Regions from separate parts of the Homo sapiens genome. Here regions 1 and 2 are each linked to region 3. Evidence: chromatin contacts called from ENCODE Hi-C or POLR2A ChIA-PET data. All regions are on one chromosome and are shown on one strand. Each heading gives the region's core, a stretch centred on a gene start or an enhancer-like site at or near the end of the contact. The rest is flanking DNA. Distances are from core to core; before and after follow the strand shown.

What was found. A loop is a pair of places that touch in the nucleus more often than their neighbours do. ChIA-PET counts read pairs that join two places held with the same protein, here RNA polymerase II (POLR2A). Pooled maps may share reads with other maps.
Region 1: a map of CD4-positive, alpha-beta memory T cell shows a loop between it and region 3 (21-fold over the local background). The contact joins the promoter of CTPS1 here to the promoter of PABPC4 in region 3. A Hi-C loop is called at or near these places in 1 of 168 maps with a recorded cell type or tissue (CD4-positive, alpha-beta memory T cell) and 7 of 50 pooled maps. POLR2A ChIA-PET finds 5 or more read pairs at or near these places in 1 of 52 experiments (OCI-LY7).
Region 2: a map of CD8-positive, alpha-beta T cell shows a loop between it and region 3 (7-fold over the local background). The contact joins the promoter of NFYC here to the promoter of PABPC4 in region 3. A Hi-C loop is called at or near these places in 2 of 168 maps with a recorded cell type or tissue (CD8-positive, alpha-beta T cell and naive thymus-derived CD4-positive, alpha-beta T cell) and 6 of 50 pooled maps.

Annotation. Positions count from the first base shown.
Region 1 is chr1:40,976,353-40,981,073 of GRCh38, reverse strand. CTPS1 (CTP synthase 1) reads right to left here and starts at 1,378. Exons shown (of 19, transcript NM_001905.4): 1 at 1,245-1,378. RefSeq lists an enhancer at 380-429 and silencers at 630-769, 840-1,129, 1,400-1,589.
Region 2 is chr1:40,688,879-40,693,899 of GRCh38, reverse strand. NFYC (nuclear transcription factor Y subunit gamma) reads right to left here and starts at 2,196. Exons shown (of 10, transcript NM_014223.5): 1 at 2,033-2,196. NFYC-AS1 (NFYC antisense RNA 1) reads left to right here and starts at 1,639. Exons shown (of 1, transcript NR_024567.1): 1 at 1,639-4,820. It also overlaps a transcript of RIMS3 not described here. RefSeq lists enhancers at 1,209-1,258, 1,279-1,448 and a silencer at 1,689-1,788.
Region 3 is chr1:39,574,186-39,578,681 of GRCh38, reverse strand. It overlaps PABPC4 (poly(A) binding protein cytoplasmic 4), which reads left to right and starts at 1,892. Exons shown (of 16, transcript NM_001135653.2): 1 at 1,892-2,923. The coding sequence starts at 2,731. RefSeq lists a silencer at 1,638-1,947 and enhancers at 2,448-2,517, 3,018-3,067, 3,088-3,207.

The DNA of each region.
Region 1 (4,721 bases), core at 129-2,628, 1.4 Mb before region 3:
GGGGACGATGAGAGCAGACGCTTTCAGTACCATGGCCATCAGAGGAAGGTGAGACAAGTCCTGGGGGTAGTGGGCGGATCCAGGCGGCTCCTGTTTTGTAGATATGACTTGCAATGGGCCTTGAAGGACTGACTGCACGACTCAGAGCACAGGAAAGGGAACAGGGTGAACAGGCAGGTGCAGGGCAGCTACAGAGAACAGAGGTAAGGCCGTGAGGGGGAAGGCGGGGAAGCAGGGATATACAGTGGAAGATAAACTGGAAAGGTAGGCAAGGGCCAGATCATGTGCAAACTGGCATGCCCAATCTGAACTTAATCCTGAAGGTGACGGAAGGCGCAAGAAGGTTTTCCGGCACAGAAGTAACGTAAATCAAGACGCATCAGAGAAATTCAACAAAGACTGAGGGGGGAAATGCTTTTTCTTTCAATGTTATGAGATGAAGTGCCAGCCCCCATCACTAGTGTGCAGACCTCAATCATGTCACTTGAGCTGCCTGCAACGCGGGTTCTCACCTAGGGGAATGGGGGTGAGAATCTCTGCGCCGCCCGCGTCACAGGGCCGCTGAGGATTCGAAACTGTAACGAGCGTGGACGGAAGGGCGCCACGCAAACGTGGTGAGCTCTATACACCGCCAGCGCCCCGACCCCCGGCCGCCGGGAAGGGAGGAAGCCGTGAGGCCCAAAGGCCAGCCGCGGGGCCCAGGGCCGGCGAGTTCGCAGGCCCCCTCGTCCTACGGCGCGGAGCTGCCGCGCCCAGCCCCGGGCGGCTGAGCCCGCGCCGAGGCCGGAGGCCCGAGGCCCGCACTGCTTGAATGGATGGGCGACTGCCGGGCTTCCTCGCAGACGAAGAGCAAGGGCGGAGGGTGTGGGGGGGGGCGCCGCTCCACTCCCCTACGGCCTTCTCCGTCCGACGAGCCCGGCCGAGCTGATTCGGCGCGGCCCAGCGCGGCAGCGCAGGCCCCGCAGCCTCTGAAGCCGCCCCGCGCCCCGCTTGGCCCCTCTCCCCAGCGCCGCCCGGCCACGAGGCCCGCGCGCGGGAGCCGGCAGCTCGCCGGCCGGGGCGCCCGCCCCACTCCCGTTAGGCACACAGCCCATTGGGCAGGACGCCGAGTCACCTCGCCCCTGATTGGTAGGAGCGACGTCCGTCACCGCGGCGGCGGGGCTATTCGGCGCCGGGCTCAGCTCGCGCCGCTGACTCCTGCGCGGGAGAACAGATCCCCCCCGGGATCCCTGGAGTCAGCCTACCTGCGGCCGGCTTCAGATCCTCCCGTCAGCGACAGAGCTGGGCCGGCGACGCGCGCGGAGCCCCGGACAGCCAGTGAACAACCCCGACCGCATGCGCCCGGCAGTCTTTCACGGAGGCGGGCTCTAGGCTGTGCGCACGCAGAGGTTGGAGGGCGGGCCGGGCCTGGAGGGCGCGGGGCGGGGCGGGGCCTGGAGTGCGCAGGCGCGGGACAGGACCGCTGGGCCGCCTCCGCTGAACTGTGCCGCCGTAGGTTCGAGGCCGGGCGGGTGGTGGCGTGTCTGCCCCTCTGCTTCCGTCCCAGCCTGTGGCCCAAGCTTACTCTCTTGAAGGGGAGGAGGCTGTTTGGGAACTCACGCCTGGCCTATTCGTCACCTGGCCTCGCGTCCTCCCACAGCGGTCTCCTGGAGTTCTGGGCGTCGCCTTCCATCCGATGGTCTTTCACTGTGGGCTCCTGGCGGTGATGCGCCAGCGCATCTCTGCCTCCGGGCGAGGGACGGCGGCAGCGCCACCCTGGCCTCCAAGACGGAAGTGCGGAGGGTCGCGCGGCGTTGGCTCCTCGTCGGCCTCCCTCCTCCCCACACCTGCCCCGAAGGCGGCTGCTTTGGATGGACTAGGATCCCGAAAAGTACGGTTTCATCTAGCTATCGCTCCCTGAGCACCGACTGTGCCACGCACTGTGCTGGGCACCGAGGGACCCTCTCCTCGGACTAACGATGTAGGGAGGCACACTGAGCAGCTCATTACACTTTATGGTTGTTATGGGTGCTTGCTGCAGAGATGCTGGTGCCGGGGCAGTGAGTGCCCAGCGCGGGGACTGACCCAAGTCCGGTGGTGATTGGGAATTCAGGCGGGAAGCCCGCCCTGAAAAAGTAACTTTGAAGCAGAGACCTAAGTAGACGGCAAAGATGGGAAAGGGAGAGGCGGGGATAAGAAAGTGAGACATGCTTGAGCCCAACAGTTCGAGACCAACTTGGGTAACATAGCGAGACCCCGTTTCTTATAAAAATAATAATAGTAGGCCGGGCGCAGTGGCTCACACCTGTAATCCCAACATTTTGGGAGGCCGAGGCAGGCGGATCACAAGGTCAGGAGTTCAAGACCAGCCTCGCCAATATGGTGAAACCCCGTCTCTACTAAAAATACAAAAATTAGCTGGGCGTGGTGGTGGGTGCCTGTAGTCCCAGCTACTCAGGAGGCTGAGGCAGGAGAATAGCTTGAACCTGGGAGGTGGAGGTTGCAGTGAGCCAAGATTGCACCACTGCATTCCAGCCTGGGCGACAGAGCGAGACTCCTTCTCAAAGAATAAATAAATAAAATAAAAATAGTAATAATAATTTTTTTTTAAAAGTGAGGCAGAAGGAAAAGCCTGTGTACAAGCCCAAAGAGGCCGGCACAGCTGAATTGGAAGGCCAGTCTAGCCAAGTCCACAAGGGCCACAGGAAGCGAGATTAACATGAGATTAGGTTGAAGAGTTGGGTAGGGCCATACGGTGAAGAGCATTATAGACCAAGTAAAGGCTTCTCTTTCTCCTAGGGATAGTGGAAAGCTGTAGAAACTTTTGAGAGGCTTTTGACCTTCCTTTGAATAGTGAATATATGTACATGGTTATAATTTTTCCCCAAACACTACACAAGGGTATCCATGAAAAGTAAATCTCTTATTTCTGTACCCCAGTGTTCCTGTTTTGTTCTCTAGAAGCAGTCTGCCACAAGTTCTTAACTATCTTCACTGAAGGAGTTTTAAAAAAAAAGATGTGATGGGATCAGATTTGTGTTTTAGGAAAATCATTGAAGCAGATGGATTCCCAGAAACCAGGTCAGGAGGCTCCTGCAGTGGCCTCTTTTAGAGGCTTCTGGCTCCTTCCAGATCTGGATCACCAGTGCTTCAACCCTGACAACCTGCCCATGCTGCATTCAGCTCCAAATCTAAAAAATGTTTGGAATGCCAGGCATAGTGGCTCACACTTGTGATCCTGACACTTTGGGAGGCTGACACAGGGTGGGAGGATTTCTTGAGTCCAGGAGTTCAAGACCAGCCTAGGCAATATAGTGAGACCCCATCTCTACAAAAAATACAAAAATTAGCTGAGCATGGTGGCACGCATCTGTAGTCCTGGCTACTCCAGAGCCTGAGGCTGGAGGAATGCTTGAACCCAGGAATTCAAGGCCAATGGGAGCTAGGATCCCACCACTGCACTCCAGCCTGGGCAGAGTGAGACTCTATCTCAAAAAAAAAAAAAAAAAGTTTGGGTTGTCTTTGAAGGTACTCTACAGCCACATCTTCTTTCAAGAAGCATTTGATGTTTATCAAAGTGCCTGGAACATAACAGATGCTGAGAACATACTTGCTGAGGTAATGAAGATGCTATGGGAGATGGAAAAATGAGCCATTCACCCAACCACTCCTCTGAATGACCACTTGACATTGTCTTCTTCCTCAAAGCTCTTCCATCTCCTCCCCCATATTCTCCTCAGCTGGTGGTCTTGCTTCCCATTTCACGAGAAAATAGAAGCCATCAGTAGATTTTTCATATCCACCAACCACTTTTATCTGCGCACAAGCTCTGCGTTGTCTCCTGTTACTGTGGACAAACTGCCCACACTCCCAGAGGTCAACCTCCTCTTTGCTCCAAGTGCCATATCCATTTGTCAACTCAAAGAATGTCTAGTATGCAAGTGCCATATCCTTTCATCAACTCAAGAATGTCTAGTAGAATGTCCCTTCCTGCGTCATCAGTCTTTCCCTGTCTAGTAGATCTTTTCCACTACCGTGATGCAAACATGCTGCAATTTGTTCCATCTTAAAACCCCTCTCCTGACTCTATGCCATTCTCTAGCTCCCCCTCCATTTCTGTTTCACTTTTCAGCACAACTCCTAAAAAATGTTGTTTGTACTTTGCTGTCTCAATTTCTTCCCTCTCTTGAACTCATTCCAATCTGGATATTTTGCTCATATAATTTCACTGAAACTGATCTCGTCAAAAATTAACCTCCATGTTCTCAGACCTCTTCTTTGTACATCAGCCTAGACTCCAATCTCTAATGTCCGTAAGTCCCAAATAAAGACAACAGTGGGCTGGGCGCAGTGGCTCATGCCTGTAATCCCAGCACTTCGGGAGCCTGAGATGGGTGGATCACAAGGTCAGGAGTTCGAGACCAGTTTGCAAATATGGTGAAACCCCGTCTCTACTAAAAATACAAAACTTAGCCAGACGTGGTGGCAGGCGCCTGTAGTCCCAGCTACTCAGGAGGCTGAGGCAGGAGAATCACTTGAACCTGGGAGGCGGAGGTTGCAGTGAGCCAAGATTGCACCACTGCACTTCAGCCTGGGCGACGAGCGAGACTCCGTCTCAAAAAAAAAAAAAAATAGACAACAGTGTGGCTGTATGTGCATGGCATGAATGCATATGTGTGTGTGCACGTGCGCATGTGTATGTATTTACATATTTGGGCTGCTTCTCTCCCCCACCATAGGCC
Region 2 (5,021 bases), core at 947-3,446, 1.1 Mb before region 3:
TGTGGTCTGAATCCTTAAGCAGCACAAGAAATTCTTAAGAATTATAGTCTTCCATTTTATACACTCTAAACACCCAGAAATCAAAGTAGATGATCCACTTGGAAATACAAAATTATCTGGAAGTTTCATTAGTCAGGTTTATGTTGATAGCTGATGTAGCAGATAAAATTACAGGCTTTGGCATCAGGCAACCAGGGTTTGAATTCTAGCTCAACCACTTACTGAGTGACACCAGACAAGCTACTTAAACTCTCTGATCCTCAGTTTCCTCATCTGCAATATGGGGACGATAATGCCTACCTATTGGAGTTAAAATATGCCCCAAAATAGCAATTCTCTTCCTCTGCTACTTATCAATTCCCTTCTCCAGAAAATGTAGTTGCATTCACATAAAACTAAATTTGAAAACCCTAGGAGTTTCTTGAAATTGGTATGAAAACAGAAGAGTACCATCTAAAGCTAAAAAGGACTACCTAACAAAAACAAGGAAAAACAAATTAGGAAAACACAGATGTTTAACATAAATGTGTTTCCATGGCCCTCACACACTGGGACGAGCAAATGTAAAGCAATACAAGTAACTACGATTCAGATTCAGTGGAAAAGAACATATTCCCAACAAGTTGACTGGAACGACTCTGGATTGGAATAAAAACTTTTTGAATATGAACCAGAAAGTGTTGACAAGTCCTGTTCCTTAAGAAGCTATGCATGGGCTTTTTTTTGGTTTGGAGCTGCTTATTTGAAAAAACAAACAAAAAATTCAAAGTACACATGGGAATGGGTATACTTTTTAGGCACATATACAAGGAAATAAACCAAGACCGAAAATTTCTGGCTAGCTCCCTTTCCCTTAAAGGGGAACCTAACAATATTTACTCAACAAATAACTACCAACTACCTAATATTTGCTAATGTGGCTTTGGAAACTCAGCCATGACCTGTATCCTTCCTAGAGCAGCAAATTTCATATACAACATCTCAAAACTACTTGTATGGTCCTGAGACTCAATAATGTATAACTGTTCTATTAATACACTTCCCAAGTCCGAAAATGTCCCCTAAAATGCTTCCTATATCAGATTTTGTCACTTTAAATCTGATACTACTTAATGCTGTGCTTCCTAGGCTCGGACAGAGCACACTTCTCAATAGCATTCCTCTCTCGGTTTACTTGCTCCTCACATCACATCCCAGGTCCGTTGACTCTGGACTCCAGGGCTCCACCAAAACCTCAGTGTTTGAATGCTTGCACTCTCCAGCAAAATCCCTGATCCGATTCTACCGTTCAGCTATGCCCCTAGCCCTGATGCCTTTCTTCCTACACCATACACTCACACCGTGGACTTCAGGGCCACTTCCAAACTGGGTCACATTAGCAACCCTGGATCTCGAAGACTCTCAGCCTGTCACTTGGGTTTCGGTGTTTCCAAGCCTGGAACCCTGAGGGCCTGCACACCCCAATCTTGGGCCATGCATGTACCAGGAAAAGCACCTCTGAAAGTGAGTGTCCCCCATTCCCAGGCCATGGCCTAAGCTACCCCCAAAGTACCTGCCAGGCCATCACCCTCTCTTCCCCCTTAAAGCCTCTAGGCTCGCCCTCTCGCCGCAACCCCACGCCTGCGCCGCAGGGGGTCATTGCCCCAGCCGCCCTAGCCCAAGACGCGCGCATCCCCGCAGCCTCAGATTCCTTCATCACCCCCTAGACCGGAGCTGGCGCGTCCAATAAGGTGCCAGGTCCGCGGCCTCCCCGCCACCGACCAATCACGAGCGAGCCCCCCCGCCGTCGCCTTCCGCCAATGGGAGAAAGCCCGCGGGCCGGGCCGACGAGGCACACGGACCCCACGAGCGCGGCGGCGGCGACAGCAGCGGGCCAGGCAAGAGCACAACATGGCGGCGGGCAGGACGGACCGAGCTACAGCAGCGGCCGCGCGAGGAAGTGAGGTCTCTGGCGAAGGCGGGAAGCGCTGCCCCTCCCCCCGCCGCCGCTTCCCTATCACCCTCGCACAGAAACTCCCGCACACTCACACACCTCTGCTCAGGAGTCCAGGAAGAGCAGGAGCCGCCCCCGCGCTCCTACGGAGTCGGGCAATGCAGAGGCCCAGGCGCGGCGGAGGGGAGGGGGAAGTGTGCGTCACGGAGAACGGAGCGCGCGCGAAGCGGGGGCACAAGCAAGATGGCGGCCACGCCGTTTGCACCGTTTCCCCTTTTCCCTTCCCCCTCCCTTGGCGCCTGGACTCCCAGTATCGTGCGGTGCGCAGAAGCTGTGCTCCTTGAGGTCTCGCGAGAATTGGGAAGGGGCGACGACAGAGGGAGGCGGAATGAGATCTGAGAGTTTTAACCCCGCCCCCTTTCGGGAGCTCGAGATCTGAGTTTTGACCCCGCCCCCTTTCGGGGGATCCGGAGGCGCTGCCCAGTGACCTCCACCACCCTGCCTATCCTTGTGGATCTCCTTGGTGCGAGCTTGAATTTTAGGAAATAAGTAGGTGTGTGCGCGTGCCCTTGAGTTTTAGGAACTAAGTAGGGGCGTGTGTGTGTATTTGTGTTTTTAATTTGGGGAGAAAGAACTGGGGGATGAAGGTCGACATGGCGTTCCAGATTAAGCATGCCGTTCAAGTAGACAGCTACTGGCACCTTAAATTCATAAAAGAGCATTTAGCACCAAACTGTAAAGTGATGTCCTCTAGAATAAAGAACAGTACTTACCAAGAATAGTTAGCTTGTAACCTTACGTCGACATAGTTGTTCTTATTTGAATGCAGATTTTAAAGTTTTATCACGCAGTTGGAAACCACAGCTACTATGAGCATGGATTTTTTCATACTTATCTCTTTCATTTCCGTGACCACTTGGTCCAAAGGCATCAGGATTGTATCCATTTTACAAATGATAAAACTGAAGCTCAAAAAGGTTAAGTAACTTGATCTAAGTCCCCACAGCTAGTAAGTGTCAAAACCCCATCCGAATAACTTCAAAACCTGTAGGTATAGTCATCAAATGTGTCTTGAATGGAATTACCTACAGTGAGAGTTAGTGCATTAGGTAACAAGCGCAGAGAGGAATGACTGCCTCTGCTGATGGTAACCTTGAATTTTACAAATGACACTGGAGCCTTTCTGAGACTAGTGTTGCATGGGTCCTCAATAAAATCACACTGTTGTTACTCACTTCCTTTGGGTTTATAACCCTGGTGATAAAGTAATTGAGAATAGTGGAGTAAACCCTCGACTTGAATTCAGGAAAATTGTTTTCAAATCCAGTTTCAATAAATCTCACATCAGGCACTCTATTTGATGAATGAATGAACAAAACCTAACTATAAGACACTTGACTTCAGGGAGTCTCAATTCCTTCATCTGTAAAAAGATCTAATTCCTAACTTTTGGTAATGTTGGGGAGAGTGAATGAAATAATGTGAGAGTGCTTCGTAAATTGCAAAAGTGTTATAAAGAAGTTACTGGTAAGAGCTACGAGTGTCTCGCTGCACTCTAGCATGGGCGACAGTGCGAGGCCCTGTCTCAGAAAAAAAAAAAGTTACTTATAATGACATTTTCAGACATGAGAAATGGCATAAAATTAAAAACAGATTCAAGAGAATAGTATGTTGAGATTGTAGAGACAGATGTAGCTAATGGAAAAAAGCTAAATAAGTCTCTCTACAGATGTTTATTGAGTACTTATTGCATATACTATGCTTGCCAAAAAATGTAAAAGTGTACATTTAGTTACAATGAAGCAGCACAAGTTATTATTAGTGATTATTGTTATAATTAAGTATTGATCACACTTAGGGGCTGCAGTCTATTTCCTTCCAAGAGCCTGGAAGTTGGGTTGCCCTCAGAAATAAATAAAAATCTACATAGAGGAAATTAGCTAAGAGTGATATTAAGTATATTTAACAACAAGTAGTGCTCAAGCATAGATGAAGCAGAATTAGAAATGCAGCTAGGATCCTGGAGGTATACGTCTGTGCTAGGTGTTAACCCTTCAGTTGCTGGTTTGTGAATAGGAGGTCCCAAGGGATCCCAGGGGAAGGGAGTGGTCAGGAGGTTTGGGACAGCAGCTATTTACCAGGTAGTACTAGAGTATTTCAGTATTTTAATAGTCAATGTTATAACTGATAACAGTCAATTGATACATATAAGCCTAATATTAGTCCTTGCTATAGTCTTTATTATCAATAGCCTCCGCCCTTCCCTTTCTAAAGCCGTTGCTATCTGGCCTGTCCCTAGGAGATTAGGGTGAAAGACTTCTCACCCTAATGTCGTCAAGCTTGGCCTTGTTTTGACCAATGAAATATGAGTAGAAATGGCATGAACCGGCCGGGCACGGTGGCTCACACCTGTAATCCCAGCACTTTGGGAGGCCGAGGTGGGTGGATGACGAGGTCAGGAGTTCAAGACCAGCCTGGCCAAGATGGTGAAGCCCTGTCTCTACTAAAAATAAAAAAATTAGCCAGGTGTGGTGGCAGGCACCTGCAATCCCAGCTACTCGGGAGGCTGAGGCAGGAGAATTGCTTTAACCAGGGAGTTGGAGGTTGCAGTGAGCAAATATCACGCCACTGCACTCCAGCCTGGGCGACAGAGTGAGACTCTGTCTCAAAAAAAGAAAGAAAGAAATGGCATGAACCACTTCTGAGCAGAAATTTATGAGCTATCTTACAATTTTGCCATATTATCTTTCCTCTGACACAAGAGCAGCATGTCCTAAATAGAGCTCCCTCTTCAGCTTTGGTCCCAGAATGAAGATGTGCAGAGCGACAGCTGACACACATAACCTGTAATGTTGTGTGAACAATAAATAAACCTTTGTTGTAAGCCACTGAGATTGTTTTCGTTGTTACTGCAGCATAACATGCTAGCTAAGCAGACTAATACAACCATGAAATTAGCTATCCATGGGGGTAAGCCAAGACCTTTTTTACAAACATGACCAAACAAAACAAAACAAACTCTGATAAAGGGCATATGGGAGGAACCTGAAGAAGGTAGATATTGTAATTTAATAAATGGAACCTAATC
Region 3 (4,496 bases), core at 643-3,142:
CTCCTGGGTTCCAGCGATTCTCCTGCCTCAGCCTTCCAAGTAGCTGGGACTATAGGCACGTGCCATCATGCCCGGCTAATTTTGTATTTTTAGTAGAGATGGGGTTTCACCATGTTGGCCAGGCTGGTCTCGAACTCCTGACCTCAGGTGATCCGCTCACCTCAGCCTGCCAAAGTGCTGGGATTACAGGTGTGAGCCATCGTGCCCAGCCAATGTTTCTTGATTTAATATAGTTATTAGAATATAAACTCCATGAGAGAGGGAGTGACTTCTGGTCCACCATGGTATCTCCAGCCCCTGTATTGACATTGGCATAGAGTAGGCTCAGATTAACCATTTATTTGAATTAATTAATATATAAATACACATATTTCTTTAGTCATTTACTTAAATCAGTGCTTTTGAAGGGGGATGTCTGTGTCTTTTGGCAATTTCTGTTTTTGGTTTTCACAGTGATGGCAAAGGTGGTTCCTGGCACTTATGGAAGAAGGGATGCTATATATCTTGTAATGCGTGTGGACAGTCCCATATAACATAGTCCTATAAAGTGATATGACTTTTTTTTTTTTGAGACGGAGTTTCGCTCTTGTTGCCCAGGCTAGAGTGCAATGGCATGATCTCAGCTCACCACAACCTCTGCCTGCCGGGTTCAAGCGATTCTTCTGCTTTAGCCGCCTGAGTAGCTGGGATTACAGGCATGCACCCCCATGTCTGGCTACTTTTTGTATTTTTAGGAGAGACGGGGGTTTCTTCATGTTGGTCATGCTGGTCTCGAACTCTCGACCTCAGTGATCCGCCCGCCTCGGCCTCCCAAAGTGCTGGGATTACAGGCGTGAGCCACCACGCCTGGCCTGTGATACGACTTTCAAATGACCTGCCAGACTCTCATGCAGATGAAAAGTCTTTTTATAATTATCCAAGCCTAGAAGAAACTTTAAACATAGGAACAGAAAGTATTTCTGTGCCCTTAAACACAAACTAAATGTCCGGGAATGCCACCAGCATGTCAATAGAGGGGATGCTTGTGTTTGGTTTCATTGAAGCTTTACCAAAATGTGCTCATCTTTTCAGAAAATCCCATCACCCATGGATACTGCTTGCATTTCTAGTTCCTGACGATTCTACCTCTAGGTCAACGGTATCCTGAAAACTTCTCAAATCTTTATTGTATTTGGACCCAGACATTTACCTATTGGACCACCTATTATTTTATTTTAACTTATTTTATGTCACCTTCATTTCACAATTTGGCATACCATTTAATTTTTTTTTTTTTGAGAGGGAGTCTCACTCTGTTGCCCAGGCTGGATGGAGTGCAGTGGCACGATCTTGGCTCACCGCGACCTCCGCCTCCCGGGTTCAAGCTATTCTCCTGCTCAGCCTCCCGAGTAGCTAGGACTACAGGCGCATGCCACCACGCCCGGCTAATGTTTTGTATTTTTAGTAGAGACGGGGTTTCACCGCGTTAGCCAGGATGGTCTCGATCTCCTGACCTCCATGATCCATCCGCCTCGGCCTCCCAAAGTGCTGGGATTACAGGCGTGAGCCACTGCACCCAGCCCCATACCATTTAATTTTAAACCTCATGCGTGTGTGCAGGTTAAATGGCTCCTAGGTTCCATTCCCGGGTGATGGGTGGGAGGGTGTTAAGATTTATTTGTTATAGAAAGGGGCCCTGGGGTCTCCCGCAGCCGCGAGCTGGGCGGTCCTCCCGGCGCCAGGGGTCGCTGTAGCGCCGCGCGGCCGCGCCGGGTCGCTCTCGCGTGGCCGCCCCGCCTCGGGCCCCCGGGCCGAGTGGGCGGGCACGACTGCGCCCAGGTCGCGAGGCGCCCTTCGACCAGCAGCGCCCGGGGCGGGCGGGTATAAATGGAGCGGTGGCTCCCTCGGCCGCCTCTCTCCGCCCCGGGTCGCTGCCGCCTCCGCCGCTTTCGGGCTTCGCAGCCTGAGGAAAAAAAGAGAAAAAGATAAAAAAAATCTGAAAACGCTTCAAAATCCTGAAAAAAAAAAAGGAAAAGAAAAAACGAATCCTCGGAGAACCCGCGGGGAAGTCACTTTCGTACGCTTCCGGCCTGCCCCGCGCCCGCCGCCGCAGCGCTTGGCGTCCGTCGGTCTCCGTCCGTCGGTCCGGGGGTGAGCCGCCCGCCCGGCCCGCCGTGCCCTCCCCCCGCTCGGGCCCCGAGCCCCGCGCCCCGCGCCTGCCCCGGCGCACCACGTGTCCGTGCTGCCCTTCGCCGCCCGCCCGGGGCTCGCCGAGTCGGCGCCCACAAAGATTTGGTTTCCCTCTGCCCCGGCGGTTGTAATCTTAAACCGCCGGAGCCCGAGGCCTATATTTATAGAGAAACGCGTGTCCCCGAGGCCGCCGTGGGCAGCGTCCGGTCGCCTCTTAAAGGATTTTTACCCTTCGGAAGGGGATTCCCCGTTTAATTTTTTTCCTACTTTGATTTTTTGAAATTTGGAGCTTCGCACCAGGACCGCGGAGAAGTGCAAAGTCGCGGGGAGGGCCGTATTGTGCGGAGAGCCTTTTGTCTGCGGTGCTGCGGCCGTGGGAGCCGGCCCCCGCCTCCCGTTTCCGTCCCGTCTCCAAGCCCGCCGACTCCAGCTCGTCCTCGCCGCGCCGGTGCCACCTGTGAGCCGCGGCGCGGGCCCGGGCTCCGAAGGCGCCCCTTTGTCCTGCGGCGGGCCCGATAAGAAGTCCTCCTGGCGGGGCTCGGGGTGGTGGGGGGCGGGGAGATGAACGCTGCGGCCAGCAGCTACCCCATGGCCTCCCTGTACGTGGGCGACCTGCATTCGGACGTCACCGAGGCCATGCTGTACGAAAAGTTCAGCCCCGCGGGGCCTGTGCTGTCCATCCGGGTCTGCCGCGATATGATCACCCGCCGCTCCCTGGGCTATGCCTACGTCAACTTCCAGCAGCCGGCCGACGGTGAGTAGAAGCTGTGCCCACACGTGCGTGGGAGCCCGGAGGACCCCGGGAGTCGTCTTCTGGCAGGGCCCTCCTGCCGAGGAGGGCGGCATCACGACAGCATGTTGCCACCGAAGCTGGGAGCAGGGTGCGGAGATTGAGAACGCGGACCTGGCATCAGATGACTCGAGTTTCAATCTTGTTTCTACCACTTGCTAACTGGGTGACCTTGGGCTACTTATTAGTGTTGCTGGTAGTGGGGTTGGAAACCAAGGAGACTGTAAAACAGGATTAGAGTGAAGCCACTGGCATTCCACTGCGTGTGGTCCTTGTCAGTGGGGCTGGGCTGTTAGAGATCCTTGCTTGTGCCCCTCACAGGCTGGCCAAAAAGGCGGGACGTTTGAAACACAATTCCCCGCGAAAGTTTTACATTGTAAAGCTCCTGCCCGCTCCGCCACCTTTACTAACCTTGACTACCTGATGTTGTGCTGATAAAGGATCAGTCAGGGCAGGCAGGAAGCAGGGGGAAGGTTTCTGTGCGTTAAACTTTCGCAGAGACTTAGGTTAGTGCCACAAAAGCTGCGTGTGCCAGGCCACCTCCTTGGTCTGTGTGTTTGCCACTGGAGTGGAGAAGTGCTTTACTCTGGACAAATGGTATCCAGGCTCTGTGCTGTAGAGTGTCGTGGAGGTAGTTTAGGGAAGCGTCACTTGAAAATCTGGTGTCATTTGTCACCTCAGCTGTAACAGTGCTTTGCACTAGTCAGAGCCCTTTTATTTCATCTAATCTGAAGAAAATGGGACTCCTGAGAAGGAGAACGAATGCAAAAAGTTGGAAGCCAAGTTAGGACTCCCAGCACAGTGCTCTGCCACCTCAGATTGTGGCCTTAGCGTGGAGCATGGAGAGAGGTATGCTGCAGGCGTGGCAGGAGGGAGGCCAGAGGAAACCTGATCAGAGGCTGCACGTGACTCCAGATTAAAAGGGAACAACTGCAGAGATCATTACTGGGAGAAACAAGCCATTCTATGGCAAAGCATCTCCAGGTCCCTAGTTTTGGGGTCCCCCCTTTGTTTTCTGTCTGAGGCCCAGAGTTACTACCTGCCCAGGTTGCGGCTGAGACCAGAGAATTGGACATGTTGAGAGGGACTAGGTATTGCTACTGTCAATCCAGTGTGCTCCAAGCTGAGTTCTGTCCATGGCCATAGGAGCGCAAAGGTAGCTGAGTGTGGTCTTTTTAAGGGATAATGTACCACATTAGCTGTTGTCTGCCTTACTGACTTTTGAACAAAAGTCGTGTCACTTAGAGATAGCAGAAGCTATTGGTCAGTGTGTCTGCCAACACATACTTCTGCAGGACTTCTCCCTGCTATAAATAAGTGCAGCCAGATTTGTCAGACTAAGCCGGCTTGCCTTGTGCAGTGCTGTCTGGAAATAGACGAGGAGCTGTTGTTGAAGTGGGCTCCTTTACTGCTAATTAATGAAATAGTTTGCGATCCCAGCTATCTATCTCTGATAGCCATCACAAGCAAAGTCCTCTTTCCCTGGACTGTTCCTGACTTGGATCGGTCTTGTCATCTCCCCTTTTCCCAACTACCC